Linked DNA regions of Homo sapiens: region 1 is linked to region 2. Evidence: chromatin loops called from intact Hi-C (ENCODE). Cell type or tissue: endothelial cell of umbilical vein. All regions are shown on one strand. Links, peaks and the distances in the headings refer to the core of each region. The heading gives the core; the rest is flanking DNA.

Evidence for each region. Peaks named below come from ENCODE experiments on the same cell type or tissue, not always from the same donor. Only the 100,000 strongest peaks of a DNase experiment are listed, where the experiment ranks them.
Region 1: it touches region 2 in a loop (19-fold over the local background); 1 of 110 quality-filtered maps calls a loop at or near these places.

Annotation. Positions count from the first base shown.
Region 1 is chr13:89,703,204-89,713,465 of GRCh38, forward strand. No RefSeq gene overlaps it. Among named protein-coding and RNA genes, the nearest start is that of LINC00353, 140 kb to the left of the region's middle. In endothelial cell of umbilical vein, for the core only: no CTCF peak of the experiment used is centred there; no DNase peak of the experiment used is centred there.
Region 2 is chr13:89,807,476-89,817,737 of GRCh38, forward strand. No RefSeq gene overlaps it. Among named protein-coding and RNA genes, the nearest start is that of LINC00353, 250 kb to the left of the region's middle. In endothelial cell of umbilical vein, for the core only: no CTCF peak of the experiment used is centred there; a DNase peak (open chromatin) is centred at 5,606; H3K27ac peaks cover 698 bases.

The DNA of each region.
Region 1 (10,262 bases), core at 1,550-9,549, 100 kb before region 2:
ATGAGAGATGGAACGAAGCAAAATGCATGTGCTATATTACTATATTCCATTCATAGCATTATTGAACTATTAATAAACATCAATAATTTCTAATAATGACTTTAGAATAATCAAATACTAAATGTTTTATATAATATTAAATTTTAATTTGTTATATCAATAATTATAGCATTTAAAATCTGTGTGTTATATTGCTTTTTTCTTCACTTCTTAGATACCCTACATTCACCCACAAAAAGAGTTCTTGGCTTAGGAATATACTAAGAACAAAAGCTTGTGAAATAGAGGTGTTTTTCAGTTACTGAAGAGGACTATTCAAAAATGAAGACAGAACACAGTCACTGCCCAGAAATCACATTAAAAGTTAAAGAATTTTGCTGGGTGTCTTCACTCTTTCATTTGGTTGACTCACATTCTTAATCTCAGGATAGCAAATTTTTATATCGTATTCAAGAAGCGTTTCTTTACTATACCTATTTGTATTAGTCTGTCCTCAGGGTACTAACAAAGACATGCCCAAGACTGGGTCATGTATAAAGGAAAGAGGTTTAATGGACTCACAGTTCTACATGGCTGAGGAGGCCTCACAATTATGGAGGAAGATGAAGGAAGAGCAAAAGGATGTCTTACATGGCGGCAGGAAAGAGCGTGTGTGCAGGGGAACTCCCACTTATAAATATATGAGATCCATGAGATCTCATGAGATATATTCACTATGAGAACAGTATAGGAGAAACCACTCCCAAGATTCAGTTATCTCCACCTGGCCCTGCCCTTGACACAGGATGGCGGGAATTGTTACAATCAAAGTGAGATTTGGGTGGGGACACCCAAACCATATCACTAATATGAAATAAGTGTTGTTTCACATTATTTTGCCTTATAAACTGATTTATATTAACATAACTGATGTATGTTACTATGAGTTATTTTATGAGCATTAAAGTTTAGTTATGGATTTATCTGAAACTAATATTTATTAATATCTCTATTATTAAATGAAATATTACCTGTTAATATTAATTATTTTATTTTTATTAGTCATATATTTAAAATTATATTACAATAAAATATTAAATTTTAATAGTTCATTATATTAATAAAAAAACTTATTTGAAAGGCCACTAGCCTTGGTTATTTAATGTACCCAACATTTTTGGAGAAAATTACAGTGTTCATATAGTACTTTAAAAAATTTAACATTTTAAGAATAGCACATTGATTAATGTTCTTGGTATATTTAGCAAATTTGAAAATCAGAGAAAAAGTGTAGAGTAGTACATCATGTTTATAAGTGAAGAATTATTATGTATGAGTTTTTATTAGGAGACAAGTATTTCTTTTACTATAAATCTAATAATTTCTAAAGTGATATATTCATTTATTCTTGAAATCAATAAAGTTATTGCTGTGTAAAATGGAAAAAACAATCATAGCTCTTGGGAATTTAAAGACGTTCACATAATGTATTGGGATTATTTATTTTATTTTATGGAAATAAACAGCTAACATTTTCAAAACAAAAGTTACAATATAAAGATTGGAGCACATAACAATGTTAGCTTTAATAAATGTTGTACCAGGACTCTATACATATACTACGACTCTTTGTTGTCGCCTTAATATGCCAATAGATTGCAAATAATACACATCATTACTCTCTCTACTGACAGACAATATAAAGAAAAAATTTAAAAAGATAACTTTGAGAATATAAATGCATACTTTTAGAATGGAATTAAAACGTATATGCTAATAAAACAATGGAAACAGATGTCACTGAGAACATTTGCATTCACTACTTGAAATACAATCACTATTTCTATTTTTGAATTTCATTATTGAATCCACAAATAACATGCCTTTGAAAACATAGTTTTTATTAAATACTTGAATAATTTTATCTCTGCAAAGACATCAAAGAATAGTAGTTTCCCCTTTATATAGTAATGTTTTAGATTTCTCATTATAAGTGTTCCTATTTTTCTCTCATGTGGTAATCAATAAAATTGCACAAAGATAATGTTCTTAAATCTCAGAAAAACAGAAACAAAAAGCACCGTATTTGTTTGCCAGCCTGGGGAATGAAGCCATTTTTGGAACATTCTTGGGTTCTTTCTATTTACCACATGTCTTCCCAATTTTAATGTTAAAAACTATATTAAGTACTAGATATGTTGTATTAGGTTTCTCTAGAGGGACAGAAAAACTAATAGGCTAGATTTATATATGAAGGGGAGTTTATTAATTCACATTATCACAAGGTGAAGTCCCACAATAGGCCGTCTGCAAGCTGAGGAGCAAGTAAGCCAGTCTGAGTCCCAAAACCTCAAACGCAGGGTAACCAACAGTGCGGTCTTCAGTCTTTGGCCAAAGGCCCGAGAACTGCTGGCAAACCACTGGTGTAAATCCAAGAGTCAAAAGCTGAAGGACTTGGAGCCTGACTTTTGAGGGCAGGAAGCATGTAGCATAGGAGAGAGATGAAGGCTAGAAGACTCAGCAAGTCTGCTAATTCCACTTTTCTTCTGCCTGCTGTATTTTAGCTGTGCTGGCAGCTTGATTAGATGGTGCCCACCCAGATTGAGTGTGGTCCCGCCTTTCCCAGTCCATTGACACAAATGTTCATTTCCTTTGACCACACCCTCATAGACACACGCAGTAACAATACTTCGCATCCTTCAATCCAATCAAGGTGACACTTGGTATTAACCATCACATATGTACTGAACAGAATTTTATAATTTTAATGATTTAAAAGGTGTTTATCTCAAAACCATCATTTCAGTATTGACTTCATAATCTGGATGTTACCTGAAGCTCTCGCTCTTTCGGAAATTCTTTGTTCAGGAGCACTTCCCACTGTCACCCAATGAAACAATAACTCCGTGCCAATATATCCTCTCCTGATCTTCATTACAAGACTAGTTCTGCATTTCAAACTACCAAGATTTCTTCCACTTAAAATGTAAGATGCCTAAAATAGCAATTTATCCATTTCTGGCTCTCAATTCCCTGTTTTTCCTTAAATCACATTCACTTTGCATTCACAGCCACGTTTTCTCCTTGTTCTTGACTGAGACACAGAATAAGGGTCCTTTCTATTATTTTTCCCCACATTATTCACTCAAGGTATATGTGTAGCAAGAGATGTACCAAGGAAAGTTTATGTTGTACCAACAAGATACTCTTAAAATATACTAGTTCTGTAGAAAACCCTGATCTTGGAGTCAAGTAGAAACCCTGCAGCTGGGAGTTTGTCTCTGGCTGTATTTTTCCTCAGACTTCATTTATCTTACCATGTTCTATTTCCTTCTCCTTGTCCCTCTGTTTTTTCTACCCCTCCCCTTTCCTAGTTCTTGGTCAGCTCCGTGCTTCCATAAACACATTTTACCTGTTTTTGCATGATTGTGTAGCTAACCTTTATTTCACTCTGTTCTTAAAGGTTTTGTTGCAGTCTCACCGTCCTTAATCGTCAATTAGGAACTCCACAACTGGGAAAAAGTCTTGGGCCATATTTTTCTTCAGGTTCTAGTTCTCTGTCATGCTCTCTGTACCATATCTTTGCATCAGTCTACTAAAATGTGGTTTGACATTGCATATAGTTTTGTATGTAAAACTGTGTGCAAAGTATTTATATATATTATTTCTATGCTTGTGGGAGTGTGTATGTGTGTGTGTGTGTGTATAGATCTGACAGTAGCACGTAAGTGACCAATATATGCAGGAAATAGCTTGAGCAAAATTTATTCCCATTTATATCCATAAAATATAATCCTTATTTTAATTTTTAACTAAATAAAATAATTATAATTACTTTTACAGTGCTATTTTTCCATTTCACATTGGAGAATTATAATTCTATATATTTATGGGGTGCAAAGTGATGCTATTATATATATATGTATATGTATATCTATATATATATATACACACACACACACATACATACACACGCACTCACAAACAAATGTGGGATGATTGAATCAAGCTAATTAACAATTCATCCCCTCAAAAACTTATCCTTTATTCCTCCTGTCTAACTGAAACATTGTATCCTTTGACCAACATCTTCCCCTTCCCGCTACTCCCAGCCTGTGGTAACCACCATCATGCTCTCTGTAAAGCTCTGATTTTGAATCAGAATCTTCTAGTGCCATCACAACTCTTCCAAAAACAGTGATCCATAGTTCTTAACTGGAAGTAAGGAGGAATATGAGTAGACAGTTCAGAGGAGAGCTGGGCAAGAAAATAGGAGAAGCTGCTCAGAATCACTACTCCATAGGCAAATAAAAATGAAGAAAATATACAACATAATTGTATAGTCTTCAGAATGGCAACAATTAGGAAAGATAATAATTTAACTTGATTTTCTGGCAGCTATTGTAAGGAAGAATACATTTCCATACACATTGGTAGAACTTAACAAGCACTAGCCTTTTCAGAAATAAATATGCCAACATGTATTAATAATAATTTAACTTGATTTTCTGGCATCTATTGTAAGGAAGAAGACACTTCCATATACATTGGTAGAACTTAACAAGCTGTAACCTTTTCAGAAAGAAATATGCTAACATGTATTAAATATTTAATAATATTAATTTATTATTGTAATTGTGTTGTATTAATGACCTTATATATTACGTATGTTATATGTGATACATATGCATGTATATTTGTATATAATCTCCTGTGGTCCAAAAATCCCATGTCAGGATCCTACCCAGGAGAGAAAAGAATCCTGATGTGCAGGAATCCATGTAGATGGAGGTTTACTGAAGTACTATTTACAGCATCTAAAAACCGCCGTCTCCCTTTCCCAATATCGAGCATGAGATTCCAGTAATAGAAATTCTCGAGATTATCTTCTCTAACTCTCTTTTTAAAGCTTAAGAAATGAAGTTGAGATGTTGAGATATTAAAGTCACACAGCTGGTAATTTGCTCAGTCATCTGGAATAGAAATCCATTGACGCACAGTTTCATTTTTACTGACAAGGAATTCATGTACTGACATAAAAATTCTCTTTTCAAAATTAATCTCCAAAGGTCGATGAGACATGTACACTAAGGAGTCTTCTCAGCATGATTCCTAAAGGAGAGGGAAAGATACGTAGTGGGGAGTGGTGCTTTCTCGATGTGAGAAAAACTATTTTCCATGTTGCTCTATTAATAAGCACAGAAACCAGCTTTCAGAAGATGACAGGATAAGAACTTTTGACAATAAGCATTATCTTATAAAATAATATGATCTTAATTAGGAACAGGATAGCATAGAAAAACATAAAATGAATACATTTATAAATCATTATAAACCTTATTGACCAGGGATAACTTCAAATAAAATTAGTTTAAAAATACTGTTAATGTATGTGTGTGATTGTTTTATCTATATTTATTTATTTATTTATTTATTTATTATTTATTTATTTATTTTTGAGACAGAGTCTCGCTCTGTCGCCCAGGCTGGAGTGCAGCGGCGCGATCTCAGCTCACTGCAAGCTCCACTTCCTGGGTTTATGCCATTCTCCTGCCTCAGCCTCCCGAGTAGCTGGGACTGCAGGCACCCGCCACCACACCTGGCTAATTTTTTGTATTTTTAGCAGAGACGGGGTTTCACCGTGTTAGCCAGGATGGTCTCGATCTCCTGACCTCATGATCCACCCGCCTCGGCCTCCCAAAGTGCTGGGATGACAGGTGTAAGCCACCGCACCCAGCCGATTGTTTTATTCTTAAAAATGGGCCTATGTGGTCTCCACCATGGTTTTCAGTAAATTGTAAACATTTTTGCATGCCATTAAATGTTTTCAAAACATTTTGTATTAACAGTTACATAGTAGCTATTTAAATAGCTGAAGCTTATTCATTAAATAATTTATCCATATTTGAAATTTAGCTTTCCAATTGAAGCAATTCCAAGGAATACAGGGCCTATATTCAAAATTTCCTCAGTGTATATCAATCAAAATAGACTTTAAGATGAGAAATTTTGTTGCTTGTCTTTGTTCAGATTTTGTTAGTTTAACTTCTGCTTATCAAATTATCTAGGCTTTATGTGTAAATTTATTTTTCCAACAACTTTATAAGTATATGTTTATCTTTCAGATACACAAACCTTGCTTATCCCTGTGTAAAAATGTTCAGCAATTTAATAAACTATGATACATCATTATTTTATTTTTGTATGTGTTGAGTTTGAACATTTTAAAATTGGTTACCTGATTTTTATTTCTTGCAATTTGGATTTTAGTAACTATATAAGCCTTTTACAATATTATTCCCTTCTTATCTTAAAGTCTAGCATTCGTGTTTTCTCTTCTTGACACTGGAAAACATAGTTTCCCTAGTATGTAATTATCAACCTATTGTCTCTATTTTTTAATGAATTACTTCGTTTTTGTAATCTTTTATTTCAATTGCTTACATTCGTTTTATCTTTGATTTTCTATGTTTGACTGGCTTTAGAAGGCTAACTAATGAATATTTACATTGACAATTTTTAGTTAACACCATTTTACCTTGTGGTTTGCTCATGAATTTAGCTTTGGCCACATTCCACAAATTTCTTTATAGATTATGTTTAAAACTTACTTACATGTTAATTTCCTGCTTAAAATAAGTGATAAACAATATAAAGCATTTTCCATAAAATAGTACATGTTATGCTGTATTTTTGTTAAACTTCGCCTGTTATATACATATCCATCCTTTTACACTACATTTATTATTGTTATAATATTTTCTGATTAAGTGACAAGACTGTCAATAGTATCAGGCAGTATTCAGTGCTGGAAAAAGAAACCCTTCTAAAAATTTTAGATGAGAAGGGAATTAGTAGCCATGATTAGGTGCCCACAAAATGACTAGGACCCCTGGATTAGGGAGCCATGCTGATCCCTACGGACTAGGTGAACGCTTTGATCGTGATTATTAATGTATGAATCTGACTCAGAATGCCTCAAATCAAGAAGCCTTAAATCACAATCAAGGATGAGTTATGAATAAATGGACTTCCTAGGATGCTAGAAAACTGAAGTCAGAGTTACTGGTGCAGTGAGATTTGCCTCCTCTTTCTCCCAATATGCTGTGGGGTTGCTGGGGACAGTGGTGTCCATGTTATTACTCAGTTTGTTTTGATGGTAAGAATATTTTGCATTTTTCAAAATGTGTTATATTAAGACTAAGACTGTTTGATTCCTTCCTGAGTATTGATGTGAATCTTAATATATGGTGGGTGTGGCATCTTCTGTATTTATCGATGCACTACCGTGAAGAGAAAGGAACACCAACAGTGGCATGTTTCCCCAATGACCTGTGAGCTGAAGAAAGCTCTGTTTATTTGCTTATATCAGCTCCTACATTCTTTTTTGTCAATCTTGCACCTAACAATTTATGTGTCTTTCTCTAGGCAATTTATTAAGAAATTTTAAAATTGTGTGTGTGTGTGTGTTCTCTTTACACTAACCAAGGAATAGAACCAGTTTTTATTTCCCCTTTAAAATCTTTCCAAGAAATTACAATACTGAATCCAGTAGGATTCATATCCAAAATATCATCTCATTAGTAATTGAGACGTGCAGGAATTTAAAACAAGAAATATAATTATTTATGATATAGATGAGAGAGAGAGATGTGAGCAGGCATGTTAAAGAATGACTAGACTTGTTATCAAACGATAGTGATAATTTTTGAAAAACAATTTGTTGAACAGTTTGAAAATAAAATTCAAGAACATATAAAGGTTAACATATTTTGATCTCTAAACCCTACCTCTGCAGATTCATCATAATTAATGCTTTTACATACTGTATGCAAAAAGGATCATTTAAATGTTCATTCACTATATCACAAAATTATAATATGACAAAATATTTTGAACATAGAATAAGTAATATTCTCAAAATATATATCATGTAGAAGTCCTGCCATCAAAATAGAGTAGCATGTTGAAATTTTAATATTTTAAAATTAAATAAAAATTCAGAATAATTTGTGTACATGATAGCAACAAGAAGAGAAAAAGAGAGAGAGAGAAAACATGAAATAAACGTAAAGTTACAAATGTCTAGAGAGTAAACAAAGTTGTGCCTGAATAGTAGAATTGTGGATTATATTTTTTATGTTTTCAACTTTTTAGAAAGGTTTATAAATTAATAGAACATTCAGGCCGGGCATGATGGCTCATGCCTGTAATCCCAGCACTTTGGGAGGCCAAGGAGGGAGGATCACGAGGTCAGGAGATCGAGACCAGCCTGGCCAACATGGTGAAATCCTGTCTCTACTAAAAATGCAAAAATTAGCCGTGTGTGGTGGTAGGCGCCTGTAATCCCAGCTACTCGGGAGGCTGAGGCAGGAGAATCGCTTGAACCCGGGAGGCGGAGGTTGCAGTGAGCCGAGATCAAGCCACTGCACTCTAGCCTGGCAACAGAGCGAGACTGTCTCAAATAAATAAATAAACATTAAAAAATTCAAGTCAATTTTCCTGTTCACACTAAATACAATATTATAAAATACCGGGAATTAGACATCAAATTTAAAACCAGCTCCGGTACTTCATTAACTCAAGTGAAAGCTTCAAAGTAAGTAAGCTCTGAACAAGAATTTCTAAGGAAGAAAAACCTGAATATTACATTTAAATTAATACTTTTTGGTCAAAGTAGATGGACATTATTCCTACCTCAAATTTCTATCTTGAGTTTTAGTTTAAATTTGTATGATTTCTCTCTCTCTCTCTCTCTCTCTCTCTCACACACACACACACGCACACACATGCACCCCTCTGTTTTTCCCCCATATAATCCCATGAAAACTTTTCACCTCTCTTTTCATTCTGCTTCCCTATTTGGCTCATAATGAGTCTGGGATCTGGCCTTCCTCTTCTGAGATATTTCTAGCTAGTTTGCATATATCAACTTTTATTCTCAAAGTGAACTTCTCTGCAGAACTTATGAGCGCAAGATGCCACAGAATGTTCTTGAGATATAAACCACTAGTATCTGCAGGCACCTGTGCCATTGACTTTTGCCTGGTTTCATAATAATGTGATAAATAATTTTTGAGAAGTGTTGAGTACGTGCACACAACAGAGTGGAAAAATATGGGATCGGTGGACTATGATGGAGACCACTGATGAGGCAGTATTTTGCCTGTCCAAGGTTGGTTTAATAAAAGAAAAATTGCTAGATTATATAATCACACATTTTTGTAAAAGAATAGGAAATAACATGTGGAAAACAAAAAACAGTATTCAAGTTTTGTCATATGTATATTTTTAAAAATGCAATAGGGAAGAGGTAAAATTAGATCGAAATATGACAAACATCTTATTGACATTAATTAAAATATACTAGTAATATGCTCACAAATAATTATTTATGCCTAACATGAATGATTAATGGGTTATAGAATGTCTGAATTTATAATACATAATGAAAATAATGAGCTATAATACAATAAGCTGTTTTTGTATCTACAGTTACATATGGTTAAATTATATTCAGAGAAAATATTATAACAAAAATCAAAAGAATATGGTCATGACAAAAATATATTAAATTATTGTGCTAAAATTCAAGAAAGAATAAGACAAAGATTCTTAATTTAAAGAATTTTCAATCAATGGTATTGGTAGTGTAGAAGGAACAGGAGACAGAGGAATAAAACTAGAATTACCAGGACCAGTAGATTAAAGTGATATAGATATGCTGAAATAATATGGAAAGAGGGATTTAAACCATCTTGTGACTTAAGGAAAACACAGGAATTTTTGTAAACCAAATTTATAGCCTAGCGCCTATAGACACCCACTTTTCCACGAGTTATGGTAATTTGTTTTCATGGAACTGTGCAAGGCAAAGACACAATTCTGATTTGCACCAGTTTCAGTTAATATAATACTATTCAAAGTGAGGACTGCCAGCATTTAATGATAGTTCTATGTTATAATTAAATAAAATTATTTTATACTTAACTTCCCTATGGTTTGTTAGAATATGTGTGTTTATAAGTGTGTGTCTATATGTATATATACATATAAATATATATGTGTGTGTGTATATATATAGTGGATGCATGTGTTTACTTTTATGAACTCAAAGACTACATTGCCCAGAAATAACTCTCTGGAAATTACTTTCTTAAGGAAATTATCATTGTGCTCTATAGCTTGCTATTATTCTGAAGAGCAATATTAAGCAGAAAATTGTCCTAACCATTTCATGGATATTATGAATAATTGGAATCTAACCAACAATAATAGCAATT
Region 2 (10,262 bases), core at 889-8,888:
ACACAGGCACACACACACACACACACACACACACACAATCTAGAGAAATTTATATGCATATATTTATATATAAAGTCCCTTTCATATTGTACTATCATTGTCTATCACCTCTAAATTTATTTTCTGTCACTATAACAATTTAAATCTCCCTGTAAAATATAAATCTCACAGTAAGCAATGGACGCAGGTAGACTGGTATGGAGTGCAGAAAATGAATACATCTTCAACAAATGAAATAAATGCCACCTACTCCACAAATTTCACCTAGATGTGGCACTCTAACATTGTTTGGACCTCTCTTAGAACATATGCTTGTGTGTTTGTCTAAAAATCCCACATATTTGACAGGAACAAATCACTTTTATCTGTACCCATAGCAACTCTATAGACATTTAATATGCAGTGTGAAGAAGTATAACAAAGGGGCTAGAAGTGTTGACTTTCTGACCCACGTGCCTGGTTTTACATACTAACTCTAACATATACCAGCTTCGTTGCTTTGAACAAGTTGCTATGGTTTAGTTTCTTTATATGTAAACTAAATCTAACTAGTCAGATTGTTTTGTTGACTCAATAAATTATACTAAAGTGTATGGATATGCAGTTCATTGTATATATCATAATTGTTAAACTAAAAAGCATGTAGGTCAGATTCACTTGAGAGAGTAGGACAATAACTGCCTAGCGTTATTATTATTTATTCTGATTGTCTACTCAGGAAACCCAGGAAAAAGGTACAGAGTATTAAATATGAAAATAGACTGCAACAGATTTTTGGTCTGATTTTAATTAATTTTAAAAATTGCATTGATATGCTCCAGTCTTAAAGCACTAGAATATATAGTTTATAAAATTAAATTATTTAAATAAAATCAAAATTATAAGTGGTACAACGATAAATCTAACAATGGACTTCTATAATATTTATGAAGAAATTTCAGAAAAATATATAGATGACCTAATTAGTAGAATGATAACCACGTTCATGGGTAGGAAGAGTCAGTACGGTAAAATTGTCATTTCTTCCTCGAACTAATCTATGAAACTAGGGCAATTTTAATCAAAATGCGGAGAGAATTTTTCATGAGACTTGAAATGTTGATTCTAGGGAAAAACAGAAGAACAAGAAAACTAATCATGTTTAGAAGAAGCACAAGATTATAGAATTTCCTTACCAAAAAGCTAGACATATTATCAAAGTACAGTAATGAGGAAATGTGGTATTTACACAGGAATAGATAAATATGGCAATGTAACACACCTGAGAACCTACATTTATATTGCAGGCAATTGGAAAAAACTCATATTTTCACAAAATGGTGCTGGAACAATTAATTATCTATTTACAAGGGAGCATCAGAATATTTTTTCCCACACACAAAAGTTCAGTTGCTAGAGCTTAAAGAAGGATTTAAATTAATAAAGTTAGAGCTATGGCCAAAAAGATTAGTTAATGTATTTCTTAAATAACACTAAAAGCAGCACAAACATTTAAAATAAATACATTTTTATATTAAAATATAAAATTCTGTTTATGAAAAGACATCTTGAAAAAGAAAAAAGCCACTTACTAAAAATACATTTGCAAATGTACAGCTAACAAATATTAGTGACCAGAACATAAGTAAACAACTTCTACAAATCAGTATCAAGATATTAACAACTCACTAGAAAAACTGGAAACAGTTAAAAACATGTCATCAACAGAATAGAAAATACAAATGGTAAATAAACATATTCATGGATGTTCAACTTCAGGAGAAATAAGAAATTTCAATAAAAATTATGATGAGATGTAATTTCATCTCCATTAGAAACAGAACAATTTTTAGGGTCTAACTTTGGCAAGGATGTGGAGCAAAAAGAACTTTAATATGCGGCTGGGGAAAGTAAGTAATTATCTGGAATAATTTGAAAAATTTTAGTTTATTTGAAAGTGTACATGCCCTGTGACTAAATTTTACTCAGATCACTTAAAGACTTTTTAGAATGTATATCAAAATACAGGCAAAATTATAATCATAGCAAGAGTATTTGTATTTAAAAAAAGAAAAAAGTACACACTACATTTTTATCAGTGGTGATAAGGAATAGAGTAGCAAAATAAACTAGAATAAAATAAACTAGAATAAAATTCGGATACATATATATTTTAAAAAGGAAATGTATTAGAAAAAGAGTGAAGACAGTATTTTTAAAAGTCTGGTTATATAAATATTTATATAGATAAATTACAGATAGATTCATATACAGATGCAGATGGAAGACAACAAAACAATTGTTAAATATTCATCTTGGGTGGTGCAATAATCAGTAATTGTTTTTATGTTTTTCTTACATATAGTGGTCATATTTTTACAATATCTATCATTCTTATAAAAATATTTGTTATAACATAAATGACATCTAATGGATTTTTCTTTTCTTTTCTTTTTTTTTTTTTTTTTTTTGAGAGGGAGTCTCACTCTGTCACCCAGGCTGGAGTGCAGTGGTGCGATCTCGGCTCACTGCAAGCTCCGCCTCCTGGGTTCACGCCATTCTCTTGCCTCAGCCTCCCAGGTAGCTGGGACTACAGGCGCCCGCCACCACGCCCGGCTAATTTTTTGTATTTTTAGTAGAGACGGGGTTTCACCGTGTTAGTCAGAATGGTCTCAGTCTCGATTTCCAGACCTCGTGATCCGCCCGCCTTGGCCTCCCAAAGTGCTGGAATTACAGGCGTGAGCCATAGTGCCCGGCCGACATCTAATGGATTTTTCTACTGGATATATACCATATATGTATATGCATGTGGGTGTAATAAAATAAAACTTTGGTGAGCACTATTTTTCAGAAATTTTACACGTTATTACTTTTAATATCTACAACTGCTGATCGGATAGAGAGCCTTGCTCTCACTTTGCATATAAGAAAATCGCCCATTGCTTTTTGTAAATAATAAATTGCTGAGCTCCTAATTCTGATTTGCGCTGAATACTGAGAACTGAAACAAATATAATCTTTTCCCCATTGGTAAAAAAAAAAGTGAGAACAAGCAGAAATATCTTAGCTATTACCTCCAAAATAAATATATTTGACCTTGGAGCATAGGTCTGAATCAAATAAAACAGATGCATCATGAAGACTGCCAGCTTGCTCATGCAGGCTCCCTCTACTTTCCGTGTCCACCTGGTCAAAGCTAGCATGTCACAAAAGCAACCTAATACCAGGCCATTGCCTACCTTACAAACACCACTGTAAAATCACACAGTCTAGTTTCTCCCTTACTTTATTAGGTTACATAACTTCCCTTTGATTGATCAACAGATTGTTTCGGTGCTTTTTGGAAGAAGCTCGCAGTTGTCAGTCCAGTATACTATTTTGCATTTTGTTTCTATATGTCTAAGAATAGATAATTTTATACTTTCCTATTATTTTTCCAACTTTCTCTCTTTTTGAGACATTTTGCAAAATATTTTCTCAGTTGTTGGAACAATGGTTTTATTAAATACGTTAATTAAAAATTGTGATTGATTTTTAGATAAAAAATTATTTTCTAGTCTTCATGCATCAGAAAGTTAATCAGTGGTAATGATTATATATGTTCCTAATTTCTCCTTTTCTTGGCTAGATTTACATAGAAAATGTGAGCTAAAAATATTTTTCTTGGTATTCAAAAAGATCATATTTCTGGAGGATGGAAAATAATGCTGAAGAAGTTTTTTTTAATTTAAAAGAGATATGTTCTCTAGATCTCATACGTCTCAGTGTATATTAATCAGTAGTAATGATTATGTATGTTGCTAATTTATTCCTCTCTTGGTTACATTTGACATAGAATATGTGAGCTAAAAATATTATTCATACTATTTAAAAGTGATAGTATTGGTGGAAGAGGAAAGATAATGCTCTTTTTTAATATAAAGGAGACATGTTTTCTAGATCTCATAAGACACTTTGAGACACACACCTTTAATCAATTTGGACCCATGTAATTTGATTCCTTTATTATTTACATACATGGTGCCTGAGTTATGCTCCTCCTTATAGCCTTTAATTGATAACATCTTTCTGATAATTATTGCAGAATGTTACATTTGAGGAAAGGTAAAGGTACAAGCACTGGATACAGAATGCTAAATATCTTTCAACTTGTATCACTTGGTTGTGTCTATGTAAAGTATGTGTTATAGAATAAATATTTATGGTTATTTGAAAGGATAGCAGGAATTGGGACTGAGCATGCTCTTCAATGGCTGATCTTTGGGTTTCTTCTCCTTCACTGATTAACAAAATGTGGTTTTCTAATTTCTAGGAATCTCAATTCTGTCATACTACCCCCTGATGTTACTCTAGTAATCTTATAATTTTACTATGAATGTAATTCCTATTTTCCTTGATTATCAGATAATAAATCTTCCATAGTAATCATTCCTTATCACAAGTTGCACTGGAAACATCTTCCACAAGTCTTCACCTGCAACCAGATTTCCCACTCTCCACTCACCCTGTCAGCCTTTGCCAGTACTCCTTACAACTCTAAGCCCATGTGCTTTTCAGAGAAGCATCCTTCTAAATACATGTTTTTACTCAAATACTCAAGCAAAACCTATTTATTCATTTAAATGTTATCCCCCTTAAGATGAAAAAGTGGTCAACATTTCCTTGCTTCTAAAAGCCATTACAAATTGTTCCATCTTGGCCTTGGAACTTTTACTCATGGCAGAACGTAAAGCAGGAGCAGACACAGCATATGGTGAGATAGGGAGAAAGAAGAGAAAGTGGGGAGGTGCCATACTCTTTTAAGCAACTAGATCTTGCTGAACTACCAGAGCAAAAACTTACTCATCACCAAGAGAATAGCACTAAGCCATTCATGACGGATCTGCCTCCATGATCTAATACCTCCCACTAGGCCCCACTTTCAACATTAGGGATTACATTTCAACATAAGATTCAGAGGAGACACACATTTAAACCATGTCAAAACATTCTTTGGAGATCATGCTCCCTCACTAAACTACCTTCATCATATAGCATTATCATCATGTAGATATCAGGATGTCTTCCATAAATGTAAGAAGGTAATACTGTTACCATTTTTTGATAGTATTTGCCAAATACTAACCAAATCTTTGAAACACTCATTTCAAGATATAAATTCACAAAGTATGTCTCATATTTTTGTCTGAAGACTACCTCTATGATCTCTAGAATAAGGAAATCCATCATATTTTCAAAATGAGAAAACAATTTCCATGTTTAGCAAAGCAAATTTTCAAAAATCCAGTATATTAAAACTAATAGCAGGAATTAAGTGAGATGGAGGATTGCACAAACCTTAGATTAGAAGTCCGTAACTACAAAACACTATGTAAATAACCTGCATGTGAAACGACACTTGCAGAATATCACAGATTGATTTCTGTGAGAATTGATTTCTGCAAGAATAAATTGAATTGATTTAAAGGATAGATTAATACATGGGTAGTGTTGATGGACTTTTCCACAGCATTTGTGTGAGCAATGAAACATTATTATTCTCTGGCCAAATCGTGGAAAACAGGAAGGATTTTAACAAACGGAAATGTAGATGACACATTATTTCTAGAGGATGTAAATGCATGAGGAAGGGAAAGCATAAGCCATGTTTATTTTCACAAAGGTTATAAATAGTGAGTAGATACTACCAATGGAAAGTGGTTTAGATCACATTTTGAAACACTCTGAAGAGGTTTTTTTTAGCTTAATTTAATCAGGGGATTTTGATCAGAGATGTGTTTTAGAGAGATCAATCTTCAAGTGGAACTTTAAAGGGTGAATTAGAGCAGAAAAAACAACTGGTGTTGGCAAGCTAATTGTCAATCAAGCCTTTACAAGAGTCAGAGTGAGAGGTACAGAAAAGCTGATTTGGGATGAGGACAATGGGAAAGAAAACAGGAAAGGAAAGGCACACAAAAACTTACTTAACAACTGTCTGGAAAATAGAAGTTAGAAGAGAGAAGGCATGGTTTTATTTTTAATCATAAAATAGAAACTGATTAAATCAAGCTTTTCATTTTTAGGTCATACGTATGACATTCATTTTGATAAGTTGCTATTTAGATGACAGTGTGCTCATTTATTTAAAAATATTCTTATATTGAAAATATAGCTTGAGAGCTACCAGATCTAAATGCAGTATAGTAATGAACAACTCGTATACAAGACAATGTCTGGTCAAAGTAAAACCCAGGCTGTCCAGGTCAAAAACAATTCATAAACATACTCCATTTCCTAAAATTTTTCCATTTTTCTCTCTTGTCAACTTTGGGCTTTATTTCCGTTTTTTTTTTTTTTTTTTTTTTTCATCCTGTAGTCTGCTCCTGAACAGCTATAATAATTCAGTGGTTTTGAACATCAGTACTTTTCCTTGGTAATGGCTTTAAATACAGCTTTTATTTAATGAATTTAATTAGCTTGTAGCCTCTTTGGGCAACAACTTTACCTAAATTTACCCAGAGATTCCAGCACCAGAACCAAACTTCAGCCAGAATGTCTAATTCTGCTCACCTCTTTTCCCTATGACTTTATCCCTATCCCCATAAAACTCTACAAACAGAGTGTCGGGCACCAGACAGGAGATAAAGAGAGTAGCCAGGGCTAAAATATGAATATATTGAAATTTCTTCCACAGAAGGAATAATTGACATTTTGAGTCATAGGCCACCATTTCTGGTTGAATTTCGTCTCTTGAAAAAAAAATATGTCAAACTTCTAATTCTATCACCTGTAAATGTGATCTTATTTGGAAATAGGGTCTTTGCAGAGATCATTAAGATAAAGTCATACTTTTTTTAGGGTGGGCCCCAATCCGATGATTGCTATCTTTGTAAAGAGAGGGAAATTTAGACACAGACACACAGGTGAGGCTATGTGAAGATGGAGGCAGAAATTAGAATGATGTATCTATAAGGAAAGGAATGACATAGTTTGTTGGCAATCACCAGAACCTAGAAAGAGGTAAGGAAAGATTCTTCCTCTTGTGCCTTCAAAGAGAGCATAGCCCTGTTGACAACTTGATTTTAGACTTCTAGACTCCAAAACTGAGAGAATAAGTGTATTAAGTCACTAGTTTGTGCTATTTTGTTTCAGCATCTGTTAGAAACTAATACAGCTGTAGTGGCATTTCTAGTATTTCAAACCTTTCCATATATTTGTGATATATTTTCCTGAAGAATCTTGTAAGATCATTGTAAGAACATGTGCAGTTCTTTTGACATCCTCCATCTTGTTATGATGTCTCATTTAATGAAATATGTGTTTTCATTGATTAATTTATTGTAACTTCTAGCCACATACACTGCTTTCAAAATTGGGTGTTGTAGTTTTAATATCTTAGGGAATTACCACCAGAGTCAAGAGATGATATGCATGATCTAAGTAGCATATTTATGACTGCTATCATAATCACATATTGTGAATGATAAAGTCACCTTGCAATGGCTCTATCTCCCCTCCCTAGACTTTGCAATGTAAAGTAGAAGGGTAACATAGCTTTCAATTTCTGAAAAAAGTGACAGAGAGATGATAGTTATAGATAGATCATAAGGTGATTGCTTCTGTAGAATAACATCACAAGTTCTTTTTTTGGCAGAGGTATAAGTAAAAGATGGGGGAGTGGGTTCAGTGATATATTTATGTTAGAAATAGTAAAAAAAAATTAAAAGATGCTGAGAAACTTCCTACACAATAAAATCAAAACAAATAAACATCTTTATTTTATTTGGAATACAAAGAAAAAAGACTGATTTTCTGATAATGACTATATGTGTACTAGCTTCAGAAGTGGGTTCTTTTATTCAAATAATTAAGAACATGGTGAATAAGGTAAAGTGCTAATACTAAGGATGAAAGAAAAAAATCAAGCATAGGCCTTGATTTGATGGGGCTCTCAAGTCGAACTTGTTTCCAGGAAAGAGATTGGTAGTAGGAAATGCATAATCCTGAAAAAAAGTCTCAAAATCAGAAGTGTTTCTAAGGTTGAGAAAATAAATTGCTAATTTGATTTATGTCTTTCCTAAAAATGGAATCCACTCTCCTGCCATTATGACGTTTATATTGTATCACTATTTGGAAAGAATATAGCATCATTTTAACTAAATATTATATTTGCAAATTCAGACCCAAGTCTAAAATTATATTTTAAATATATTCATTTAAGGACAGATTATTTAGTGACTATCTATAGAGTATTTTTTGTGCTTAAGACACATTCTTAAGTGATTAGAATATAAAAAGAAACAAAATAGATTAAAAGACACTTGTCAATAGATAACAAAAATACATGTAATAACTAAATATATGGCACTGAAATCTTAAGAAGGTTTTACATCCTATGTGAAAATATAGAGCAGAGTAATGGAGATTTTAATAATTAGGGTGATATCAGGTTTTAAATAAGATGGCAACGTAGTCTTCATTAAGAAAATGACAGTTGAACAAAGTCTCTCTGAGGCACTTGGCAAGATCTAAATGAAGTAAAAGAAGCTGAGCTTACTTTATTTTTAAAATCCTAAGTAAGGAACAAAGGTTTAGGGCCCTTTGGCTGCCAACCATGAGGATATGAGCATGTATTTTGATGAAGGCACTGCATCTGTCTCTGAGGATCCCATTTAGACTAAAGAATTAAAACATTAGGCACAGTTTGTACTAGAAAAACAGTGAATGTATTACTTCAAAAGTGATCACATTCCCTTTGAGGTGTGTGAATACAGAATTTAATTAAAAGTATCACAATTAGATAATCAGTAGTCTGCCACTGAAGTTATTACCATGCAGAAGACACAGGCATTACCCTTTGGAAGACATTTTCTCACTGCACTGCTTAATTTCACATTATTTTTCCCCTCAAACTTGCATATTCTAGGAAATAGACTAAATAATAAAACTGAAGCAGAATTGTACTACTGAATGTGCTAAATACCTAACAAAAACCAATCCTTTAATGTATAATAAAAAACAAGTAGCAGATAAAAAATATAAAGATCACTTTTTGTAATTATCTTTCATTTTTTTAAAAAAAAAAGCATTCTAAAAATTTTAATTCCCAAGACAATTAGGTGTTAGTGATAAATATAGTATTATGTCACACAATTGGCCTAACAAGTGAACAGCTCAGTAGATTATGAGATATATAATATATATATATCAAAATCTGTAATATATATATATGTAATGGAGCTATATATTATATATTATGTATTATATATATAATGGAGATATCTCCATAATATACATATATAAACACATATATATAAATAAGGTAACACAAAACAGAAACACTGCATAAAATATCTAAAAGAAAAAAATAGTAAACACCTCTGAACAAATTAATCATTTTATATGTGTATAATGAACTTAATGCAAACAACTTTACAATGCAATTCCAGGTGTGATAGCTATGCCTGTAATCCTAGCACTCTGGAAGACTGAAGTGGGATGATCACATGCGGTCAGGATTTTGAGACCAGCCTGAGCAGTATAGTGAGACCCCAATCTCCACAAAAACAACAACACAAATTTGCCAGGCATGGTGGTAGTCTGTAGTCCCAGCTGATATGGTTTGGCTGTGTCCCCACCCAAATCTCATCTTGAATTGTAATTCCCACATGTTGTGGGAGGAACCTAGCGGGAGGTGATTGAATTATGGGGGTGGGTCTTTCCTGTGCTGTTCTTGTGATAGTGAATGAGTCTCATGAGATCTGATAGTTTTAAAAATGGGAGTTTTCCTGAAAAAGTTCTCTCTTTTTGCCTGCAGCCATCCATGTAAGATGTGACTTGCTCCTCCTTCCCTTCCACCGTGATTGTGAGGCCTCCCTAGCCATGTGGAACTGTAAGTCCATTAAATCTCTTTCTTTTGTAAACTGCCCAGTCTTAGATATGTCTTTATCAGCAGCGTGAAAACAGGGTAATATAGTAAATTGGTAACAGTAGAATGGGATGCTGCTGAAAAGGTATCTGAAAATGTGGAGGTGACTTTGGAAATGGGTAACAGGCTGAGGTTGAAACAGTTTGGAGGGCTCAGAAAAAGACAGGAAAATGTGGGAAAGTGTGGAACTCCCTAGAGACTTGCAGAATGGCTTTGATCAAAACACAGAATATGATATGGACAATGAAACCCAGGCTGAGGCGGTCTCAGATGTAGATGAGAAACTTGTTGGGAACCAGAGCAAAGGTGACTCTTGTTATGTTTTAGCAAAGCGACTGATGGCATTTTGCCCCTGCCCTAGAGATTTATGGAACTT